Regions from separate parts of the Homo sapiens genome. Here region 2 is linked to region 1. A link is a loop called in an ENCODE intact Hi-C map of the cell type or tissue named here. Cell type or tissue: natural killer cell. All regions are shown on one strand. Each heading gives the region's core, and the rest is flanking DNA. Links, peaks and the distances in the headings are about the cores only.

Region 1 (5,382 bases), core at 108-5,107:
ATTCACTAAGCAGACTAGACTCTGCTCTAGGCATAATACATGTATTGATTCCTTTAATTTTGCAATAAACCTATTAGGTAGAAACTATTGTTATTTCCACTTTGCAGATGAAGAAACTGAAGCACTAAGAAATGAAGTAACCTCTCCAAGGTCATATAGCTTCTAAACCGTGGACTTGAAATTTGAATCCAGGTAGTCTGGGTCCAGAACCTAAGTGTCTAGCCACATGGCTACACTGCCACTCGCTGTAAATGAGTTCTCCCTCTACCACCCTCCAAGTGTCCTTTTCCCAACTGCTGCTCATTTTTCTGTCCATTCTATCAGATACAGAAACTCTCCCCGCAGAACAGTTTACTTAACTTGGGACTTTATTGCCCAGATTGGCTTTTGTGTGTACGTTTTATGCAAATGTACACAGTGTATGTTTTATGCAAACATATATAGTGCCCTCTCTTTTAGCTCATTAAAAAAAAAAACCCAGCCACAGCTCCATTCCCAGGATACCCACTGTTTACACATCTCCACCCAGATAAATGCCAGTTTGATGTAGAAGCTAAATTTGATGAGGAATGCAACTTGTAATTGCTGGAGATGGAACACAGACTGTGGATTACCTCACTCTCATCCCTGCCCCACCTCCTATGCTATATATCCGGAGTTTCTCCAGCCATAAAAATCTCCAGTTAATTGGGCAATGGATTTCTTGACAAGGCAATCAAGATTATGTCCCTGGTGCAGATAATCAGAAAGTCTACCCATTATAAACCAGCAGAAGCAATCTTGTCCTTTGATGTAAGCTTACTTCGGGTGTTTTTTATTTCCCCCAAACAGCACTCCTAAAGACCCACCCTATGAAACCAATACCATTATCACAAGTGAGAAAAGGGTGGAAAGCTAGAATGTTCTAAATGATTAACAAGGAGAATATGGATGTACACAGATTTTAATGACACCTAGTTCTACTTCCAAATAAGCAACTAAAAAACATTCCACCGTTTGCTTAATGACGAAGATATAAGTTTATAGCTCTCTATTGCAACCACTACTGGCAACACCTCCGTAGTAGTCTATTTTAGTCAAGGTTTTTTGGCTATAAGGAACAGAAACCCTTATGTCAAAAAAAGAGGTGGTAGGGTTGAGGTTTGCTGTAAGATCAAAGAAGTCATTTCATGGACAACGACAAGCAGGAAATAAGAGTATAGACTGGCCTTTCAGAGTCTAGAGCTGAGAAACCACCAGGCACCAGTCATGTGCCCCATCTGTCTTTCTGGGTCCATGTCATCTCTTCACTCACTGCCTGCCTGATGCATCCTCTTCTCTGCAAACCAGCTTTCTCTGCTTATTGATGGTTTCTGCTTTCTCACAACCTCAGCTTGCCTATGTAGCATGAACTGACTCTGTAAGAGTATCACACCCACCAACAACTGACTATGTCCTTTAGCTCTCTATATTCTTTTGCTTAAATTTTCAAGCAAGATAACCTGGTTGGTCACTGGCCAGGTTGATGGACTGCCTGTGTCAGGTTCAAGTGTCCACCACTGGTCCAAACATCTGAACTGAGGGTCACATGGTAGAAACACAACCATCCAAGCCCAAGGTTTTGGCAGGGCTGTGGGTAAGGTGATTTCCCAAACAAGAAGGTATCAACAGAACAGGGATTCAAAAATATCATATTTTTGAACTATAATTACTATGAAGTACGTAACCATCAGAAGGAACCTGCCACTTAATTTAGTTCTATAGTCAACTACAAGATTAATGATGGAAGTGTTTCCAAACTTCACTGATCTCATTAAATCTGGGTACTCACTGAAGAGTTATTTGAGATATAAATGTAGAACTAGTTGTCAGAAAATACCTACCTGTGCATAGAAAAATAAAGGCACTCCAGTTAGGCTACAGAACAGCACTATCGAGTCTGAATGCTCACAATAGGCTCACATCACTTGCTATAGCTCTTTTGGATTAAACACATCTAAAAATCAAGGGGGAAAAATAATTGGTGTTCATTTTAATGTCTGTATCAATGGCGCTAAGGATTCATAGGAGAAAAGGGCTTGTTCTTCCTTCCTCTCCTAGCTCCTTCCCTCCCTTTTCCATTCTCCCACCTTCCTCTCTTACACTGAGGCTACCCCAATCATATAAAGGCAAGTCCGGCAGGTAGACTGCTCTTAAGAAGCCAAACCAAGGACAAAGGGTCCTGGGGGCCAGGGACAATCTGGCATATTTTTCACCAGAATAGTCAGAGGCTGTCTGGCCAGAAGAGAATCTGAACTCTAGTCAAAAAGGAAGCAAATATCATTGCCAGAGAAACTATGTAAACCACCATCAAGAGTGAGGGTTGAGGCAAGGCTGTAAACAGGAAAGTGAGTCAGCTCCCAGGTCAGCAGCCAGGAGGCTCAGTGGACAGAATAATACTGAGTGTGAAGTAGGTCACGGCAAACAGCTCTGAAGCGAGGTCATGAACGTTGTGGTGGTGTGGGAAGCCCTTTTTATGTGGGGCCTGGCATGGCAAAGTCACCGTGCAGAATCAGACCCCACCCATGCCTAGGCTACCCATCTTCCCCAAACAGCCGGGTGAGGCAGGGCTTGCCTTATGGGTTTGCCTGGTGAGAGGCTGCTGTGGCCCTGGGCATTCTGTGATGGCTCGTCTCCCGTGGCCCAGGTGCCCGGGCTGGCTCCATGGCTTCAAGGATCCAAGCTTTCTGTTTCTATGTACCAGAATGAGAGAGGTGGGCTGCCAGCGGGACCCCAGTGTGTAAGTTAGGGATGAGCATGGATCGAGGGAGCTAGAAGCAGGAGGTAGGATTCTCAAGTCCTACTATTTGAAAAAGGGCTAGAAACATGGCTTGCCGGGGACATAAGCAGAAAAGTGTGGAGGTGCTCGGCAGGAGAGCCAGACTGTGCTTTCTAACAGGGTGACTTTGCTTTCTAACAGGGTGACTGGTGAAAATGGACTCTTATGTTTTCATTTTGTGGGACAATTACCATTTGAGGATTGCCAACAGTAGCTGTTTTCTAGCAGTAGAGACAGCAAGTCCACTTGGATCAGATGCCCTTTGTTCTGAGCAAGTCGCCGGAATGGCCCTGTTATCACATGTCTATCACTTCCTTTCCCGAAACAAGTCTGGGGCCCAGCTCTACAGCTGGAGGGGGCCTGGCACCTCTGCCCCAAACTCCCAGCTAAAAAAGCCTGGCCAGGAGATGAGGTGCACAGATTTGCATAAAGAGCCTAAAAAGGGGCCCCTGATTGAGTAGTTCTCATGCTCCGAGGGAACTGGAACCTACTCCACCCCCTACTCCGGGAAGTAGATCCAGTTTGTTACTTTAGAGCAGCTAGCTCCCACTGCTTGGCAAGACTGTTTATTGGCTATTATTAGTTATGAGTATCATTTGCATGGGTGAAGGCCTTCTGTACTCTCAGTTTGATGATGCCTATTTTTACTGTGTAGAGATAAGTTGGGTCAAGGAAGGTTGTGATGGGGTCAGTAGTCAAGGAGGCCATTAGCTATTTAAATACCTTAACCTCCAATGGATCCAGATTAAACCTCACCCTCTTGCAGGAAATCAGCTGATAGATGAGTCACATTGGAGAAATCTGGTATAAATGAAACCTAAAGAACTTATGTATGCCCACAGGAGTCTCTAGAACTTTAAATACTTTGCTTGATATCATCTAAACTTCACAATTGAAGAGAAGGTATCCTCAGAACTCTGTCTCTGGGATCTTCAACATGTGTCTTCTGTGTTGAGCTGGCCTGAAGATGGAGGTGCTGTGTCTGTAAAGGATCTTCCCAAACAGGGGTTCATTTAAGGCCAGGTCAGGGGAGTGTATCCAAAACCCTCCACCTTGTACTGGTGCTGAAAGAAGGTGGAGATGTGGCATGGCCTGGAAGGTAGTACCTGGCCTTGCACAGTCTGCCCGTAGGTCAGCGATATGGTTTGGCTCTGTGTCCCCACCCAAATCTTATCTCAAATTGTAATCCTCATGTGCTGAGGGAGGGATCTAGTGGGAGGTGATTGGAACACAGGGGTGGTTTCCCCCATGCTGTTCTTGTGATAGTGAGAAAGTTCTCACAAGATCTGATGGTTTTAAAAGTGACAGTTTCCCCCGTGTGCTCTCTCTCTTGCCTGCTGCCATGTAAGATGTGCCTCTGCCTTCCGCCATGATCCTAAGTTTCCTAAGGCCTCCCCAGCCATTCGGAACTGGGAGTCAATTAAACCTCTTTTCTTTATAAATTACGTAGTATTTTTACAGCAGTGTGAAAATGGATGAATACAGTTAGACAAGGCTTCAGGTACCAGGACTTCTGCTTTCCAGAGACATGAGCCCTTAATACTTGATCAGTGCCACGATCACCAGCAGCTCCTCTGCCTCTTATTGTGAGAAGCATCTCACTAGTGTAGCACTATCTGGACCCTTCCCCCCTCACCCCAATCACAGAGAACACTCAGCTAGGCCCCACCCATATAAGAGAGACCCCTCAAAAAGATGCTCAACCCTGGGAACTGGAAAAGAAAACTGAGTATTTCCTTACATGCCCAAGAAGTTTCCCAGCAGCATACACAAGTCAAACGGCCAGGCTGCACTGACATTACACTGCTCAACGTGACTGGATTCAGATTACCCATCATCCAGACCTGTGCACTTGCCTGCTGCCGGGCTGAGCACTTGCCTGCTGCCAGGCTGAGCAGATCTAACATGGCCTGTGCTGCTCTCACAGGTGTAGACCTGGATGTCACTTCTGATGCCACTGCCATGGCCCCTCAAGTCACCCATGGGTACAGCAAGCCCCTCTTGGCTCCTTCCCAGGATTTCTTGTCTATTGCTGATGAGGTGTGAGTTGCTAATAAGGTGTGGGATGATCAGCTGGCCACTTCTAGGCTTGTACAAACCAGAAGTGCAAGAGAATTCATGCCCCTTGGGGCAGACTTTGACCAAGGGGAGAGGGAAGGCAGTGAAGGAGTTACTTTCCCCCAGAAAGACTCCCTGAAGTGCAGTCACCCACATGGCAGCTCTCTGCATATGTCCCACAAGTCACCCACATGGTATCTCTCTGCATATGTCCCACAAGTCACCCACATGGCATCTCTCTGCATGTGTCCCACAAGTCACCCACATGGCATCTCTCTGCATATGTCCCACAAGATCAATCAGCTGTACTTGCTAGCAAGCAGTAGTCAGGTCAATGATACAGCTCTTATATTTACTCTCTTTCTTTGCTTCACTTCTCTTGTTCCCCACTTCTGTTTCTCTGGTGATGCTTTCACTAATGAAGCAGCAGCAATATACTTTTGCCTCAGGCCCCACTGCTCCACACTAAGACACAATAAGCAACAGCTTCCAAGTCAGGGCTGGGCAGGGCTCTGAAGGGCAACTCG
Region 2 (5,382 bases), core at 271-5,270, 950 kb before region 1:
GCTGAGCACAATCTCCTTTAATATTGAAGAACTAGTCTCCAGCCTCTGACTGAGGGAGAAGAGGAGGGCTTCTAACACATTCTAAAATGGAATGGCAGAGATGGAAAGTGGTATTTATTGACTTCTAATTTGCCATCTGTCTGCCTTAATATTTGTCTGAAATACAAACATGACAAAGGAAGAGCAAGTCTTTATGAAGGCTATTTGGCTTTCCACCCCAAGCCTATAGGCGTCATGACAATGGAGAGGCCAGCTCTCTCACCGCTGGCTGTCTGGTCCTCTGTCAGCCACTGTGAAAGGGGTCACAGGGAAAGCGTTAACAGATCAATGCCTTTGGCTGTGTGCTCCCTTTTCCCACAGCGATCGCCCAGGATGCCTTAAAAATAATCTCTCCTTTTCACGCAGAGTAGATTTGCAGGTCTGGAGTCCGTAAAGCCAATTTTCATTTTTAATCCGGTTTGAGCCCATCTCATTAATCAGTCAAGTCTTCCTTTTCACACTTGCCTTGGGATACAAAGAGAGCCCAGTTATGAGCTGTTAATTAGCTATTAGGGGACTGGGAAACTTCCAAGGGGTCATTATTCACAGTGAGGCTAATACTTATTTAATTAGAACTATTCCTTTCCTGTCATAAATCCCTAGTTAAAATAAATGTAGCTCAAAATGTCAGCTCAGCTTAAAAGAAACTAGTGGTTAATTCAAATTCTGCTGATTTTTTATGGGACAAATGTTTGAACAATAGTGCAATCCTGCCAAGCCAAGCATAGTAAGACCCAAGTCTAATCAGAACTGGCACTTAGGGGTTGTATATGTGTGTGTTTTGACGGAGAATGTTCATGAGACCAAGAAAGTGGGCTCCCTTTGATCATCAATCACCCTCTCACATACATTTTTTTCTTTTCTTTTCCTTTTTTTTTTTTTTTTTTTTGAGACAGAGTCTCATTCTGCTGTCTAGATTGGAGTGCAGTGGTGTGATCTTGGCTCACTGCAACCTCTACCTCCTGGGCTCAAGCCATCCTCCCACCTCAGCCTCCTAAGTAGCTGGGACTACAGGTGTGCACCACACTGTCTAATTTTTGTATTTTTTTGTAGAGATGGGTTTCACCACATTGCCCAGGGTGGTCTTGACCTCCTGAGTTCAAGCGATATGCCTGTCTTGGCCTCCCAAAGCGCTGGGATTACAGGCATGAGCCACTGTGTTTGGCCTTTTAAAAACTTTGATAAGAACCTGAGATCTAATTGTGGTAGGGAAAAGCAGAAAGGAATGGGATAAAGCAGCATCATCTTTATAGACACTCGTGTGCAGTGTATATGCAGCTTATAACACGGCCACACATCCTTAAAACTGGGATTAACTGAGGCACTTGAAGGAGAGTGTGCTGGATAATGAAGTTTGTATTTAGACAAGCGTTCACAGAAAGCTTTTGCTTTCCTACTGCTATTGAAGCTTTTGAAAAAGAAGTTTCTATGTTTTCTTCCAGTTCCAGTTGTCTATTGTTATATAACAAACTACCACACAATTTAGTGGCTTAAAACAACCACCATTTTATTTGTGAGTCATAAATTTGGAGAGGGCTCTACTAGGCAGTCATTCAGTTCTATATTGCTTCTGCTGGTTTCACTTGGCTACATTTCAAAAGGTGTTACCACATCTGGTACCTCAGTGCTATTCCACCCTGACCCTCTTTCTGTCTCTCTTATTATGGCTAGTGTGGGCTCTTCACAGACTGGTGGCCACAGGGTAGGTAGATGTCTTGCATGGTGGCTGTGTTTCAAGAAAGTGTTGCAAGTCACATAGAAAAGCTGAAAAATCTCTTAAGGGTCAGCCTTGGAAATTACTAAGTGTCACTTCTACTGCATTCTATTGGTCAAAATAACTACAAGGCCAGCCCAGATTCAAGAGAAGGGGAAATTTATGTCAACTCTCAATGGCCTCCCAATGACAAAGAATGTGTGGCCATCTTTATGGCACCACACGGAACTCACCGCCTGCAAAATCTGCATTTTGTTTGTTGATTAAGGAGTGTGTGGTACCTCCAGACCATAATTTAAGATGTGAATGATGATTGCCTAGTTCTGCAGATGCAGGAAATGTGGTGAATCCCAGCATCAGTTAAAGATGCTTTCAGCTGTGAAAAACAGAAAACCTAATTCAAATCAGTTAACGTCATATGACATTTCTTTGCTTACAAGGCAGGAAGTCCAGAGGTGGGGGGTGTTCCTCAGGGTTGGTTGAGCCAATGTCTTAGTGATGTCATTAAGTGATGTCTCATTACTCTCATTCTCTTCTGTGACATTCCCAGGGTTGGCTGGTTGGCTTCATCCTAAGTCTGGCTCTTCTTACGGTGGGATGGCTATCAGTAGTCATTGTGGCTGCTTTCTTTCTTATTCACATTCAGTGAGAGAGAGACTACTATTTGTGGTTCTTTCTTAAAACTGAGAAAGAAGCTTCCAGAAGACATTATCAAATCTATTCTCTAGTCTTATTGACCAGAATTGGCTCACATGGCCATTTCTGAACCAATCACTGCCAAGAGGAAAGTGATATTCATATGCTAGTTTGTCCCATTCTGGATCTGAGGGTGGGATCAGCATCTTTGAGACATGGGCTGTAGGAAACAAAAATCAAAGTGGGGATTATATTGGTAAAAAAAAAAAGAAGGCAATCGATTTTGTATATGCAACCAAGAATGTCATTGTATTGCTTTAAAAATAATTTTGGGGCATCGATTCATTTTCCTAAGAGAAAAAATAAAAATTCCTTTTGAGAGTTCAGTTTAGGGAGAAATTAATTGTAGAACGAGCAACATTATGGAGACAGACCTGGTTAGAATTCTGTTTTCCTACTGAGAGAGTAATCTCCCTAAAGTCTCCATCTTCCCTCCGTTGAACCAGGATAACAGTACATGCTTCTTAGGGTCAGAATTAAAAAGTGATAATGTGTGCAGGATACCAAGACAAAGTAAATAGTCCTAATTTGAGAATACATGAGTACACAAATGGGAGGTTCCCCTGATCAGACAGTGGGGTATTTCCGAAGGTCTATGGGTGGAGGGGATGTGGAGCACAGTCGTATCTGAAAGCTCAGAATGCAAACTTTCGCAACTAGAACCATCTGGAGTGAGAGGGGTGGTGATACAGAGCTGGGACAGATTTCTCTGGGTGTTTCCTCCCCTACAGCATGTTTTTTAGAAGTGAAATCAGGTTACGAAGAGCACTAAGGCAGCTTTGAAGGGGAAGTCCTGAGAGAACAGGCTGCAGCTTCGGGGTGTGAGTATGTGTTGTATGCTTGTTGGGGACTGGGGGTGTGGAGAACAGCAGGCCCACTTACTTGGCCTTGCCTGATGGCAGATTAGGTCAATAGTGGATGGCCTCACCTCCTCCACAACTCCTGCCTCTGAGTCACCTCTCAGCCAGGGAACATATGGCAATGTCATGAAGCTCAGGCTATGCTCTGGGCCCATTTACCCAACCCAAAGCATGATTACTCTGTATCTCTCTGAGTCTCATTGTTCCCCACCTCCTACAAAGGAAGAGTACTCTCTCCCTCCCTCTCTATTGTTCCCTCCCAGTGCCGGCAGGGCCTTTATCCTCTGTGAGTATGTTTGGAAACTAAAGTAAGAGATTCTTGGGGAGAAGTTTCCATCCAGGCATCATTCACTCAATTTTTTTTTGCATGTGTGTTACCTTAGCCAATGTGCCAGTGTATTTGATGCTCTACAAGAGGTAGAAGTGAGAGGTACTGTGTTCTTCAAAGGTGAAAAATAAGCCCCAGATGTTTCAAACAGCAGCTGAGTCACAAAACACTTTCAAAAATGTCCTCTGACTAGCCCAGACGATGCAGAAAGATAATGTGAAAAATATTCACCTTAAAGAGGAGGATTTTAATGTTGCCCATAAAGTTAATCATATTTCAAATGTTTGAGACAATTTTTGGTATGTTTTAGGGAGACACCAGACCTGAAATGAATGCTAGAGGCTGGCTGAGTTGCAACAAAAGAGCAGGGAATCTTTTAATAGTGAATGTCAATAGGCAGCAGGCCATCTCCATGCCTTCTGCCCTCTTTGTCTTTACAAACACCATAAGGTAGGTGTGAATATCCCATTTCACAGAAGAGGAAACTGGGGTTTAGGGAGTCAATGTCAGACAGTAGTGATTGACCAAGTCAATCGCAGTTTGTGTGTTACACCAGTTCCCATTGATACAATAACGTTTGTTCATCCATGTTTAGCTCATCGTATAAGATGAGTTAATCACAAATAGGGAAACGTGAGTTCCTGCCCTAGCTCTGCCCCCTTACTAACAGGTAGGCGCTGGGTGAATGCCATTTCCTCTCTCTGGGTGAATGGGCTGACTAGATGGTCTCTGAAAGCAGAATCAGCTCTGAAAAGTCAAGGTTGCGTTAGCTCTTTTGCATCCTCATCCGTGTGCTCTTTTAGCTCAGTCATGCCCATCTGGTCTCCTGAAGGGGTGTGGCTGGGCAGAGCCTCATGTAAATATTTGGGTGGAAGGAGAGCCTCATGAGATGTTTCTTGACCGGGAGAGCCGCCTTGACCAGGCCTCCCAGGGGGCAGCCACTGGGAGTGGTTTCTCTCCATGAATCACCTGGGGCTGCAATGTGGGAGCCCTTTCTGCTTTCACCGTAAAAATCACGTTGCTGAATGCATGTAGATTAAAAAATAAATGAGATTTCTTTGCTTTGAGGTATTATGAAACATAACATGTATTCCTAAAAACAATTTTGCTATTTGTGTAAGGCAATGTGTAAATGAGGTCACACTGGCATGCCCTGGCTGTTTACAGACTGTGAGAGGTGGAGTCAGAGAGTGAAGCAAGCGGGTGAGGTTCATGGACCGGCTTCTCAGGGATGGTGGCTTTGAGAAAGGGAAGGAAAGTTCTAGGCATCACATAGCTGTTTGAAACATTTTTATGATAGATTAAAGCTAAAAAGCCGGTGGAGGAGGAAAAATGCAAAGGACAAACTATGAAGACAATGAAGATACTTGTTAAAACTGGGATTTGGGCTTGGCACGGTGGCTCATGCCTATTATCCCAGCACGTTAAGAGGCCAAGATGGGCGGATCACCTAGGTCAGGAGTTCGAGACCAGCCTGACCAACATGGCAAAACCCCGTCTCTACTAAAAATACAAAAGTTAGCTGGATGTGGTGGCAGGTGCCTGTAATCTCAGCTATTGGGGAGGCTGAGGCAGGAGAATTGCCTGAACCTGGGAGGCAAAGGTTGTGGTGAGCTGAGATTATGCCACTGCACTCCAGCCTGAGTGACAGAGTGAGACCCTGTTTCAAAAAAATAATAATAATAATTTTAAATAAATTGAGATTTGTAGGTCAAAGAGGTCAACTTGGGATCTGCTGTAATCCC

Evidence for each region. A loop is a pair of places that touch in the nucleus more often than their neighbours do. Peaks named below come from ENCODE experiments on the same cell type or tissue, not always from the same donor. Only the 100,000 strongest peaks of a DNase experiment are listed, where the experiment ranks them.
Region 2: it touches region 1 in a loop (8-fold over the local background); 1 of 110 quality-filtered maps calls a loop at or near these places.

What each region holds. Positions count from the first base shown.
Region 1 is chr15:39,622,553-39,627,934 of GRCh38, forward strand. All of the region lies in intron 10 of FSIP1 (fibrous sheath interacting protein 1), which reads right to left. Among named protein-coding and RNA genes, the nearest start is that of THBS1-IT1, 39 kb to the left of the region's middle. RefSeq lists an enhancer at 1,224-1,313. In natural killer cell, for the core only: no CTCF peak of the experiment used is centred there; DNase peaks (open chromatin) are centred at 1,219 and 2,439; H3K4me3 peaks cover 432 bases; H3K27ac peaks cover 5,000 bases.
Region 2 is chr15:38,668,671-38,674,052 of GRCh38, forward strand. It overlaps LOC105370775 (a long non-coding RNA gene), which reads left to right and starts at 3,225. Exons shown (of 2, transcript XR_007064584.1): 1 at 3,225-3,270. RefSeq lists enhancers at 1,747-1,816, 2,950-3,069, 4,762-4,811. In natural killer cell, for the core only: no CTCF peak of the experiment used is centred there; DNase peaks (open chromatin) are centred at 1,671, 2,161, 3,141, 4,321 and 1 weaker place; H3K27ac peaks cover 3,782 bases.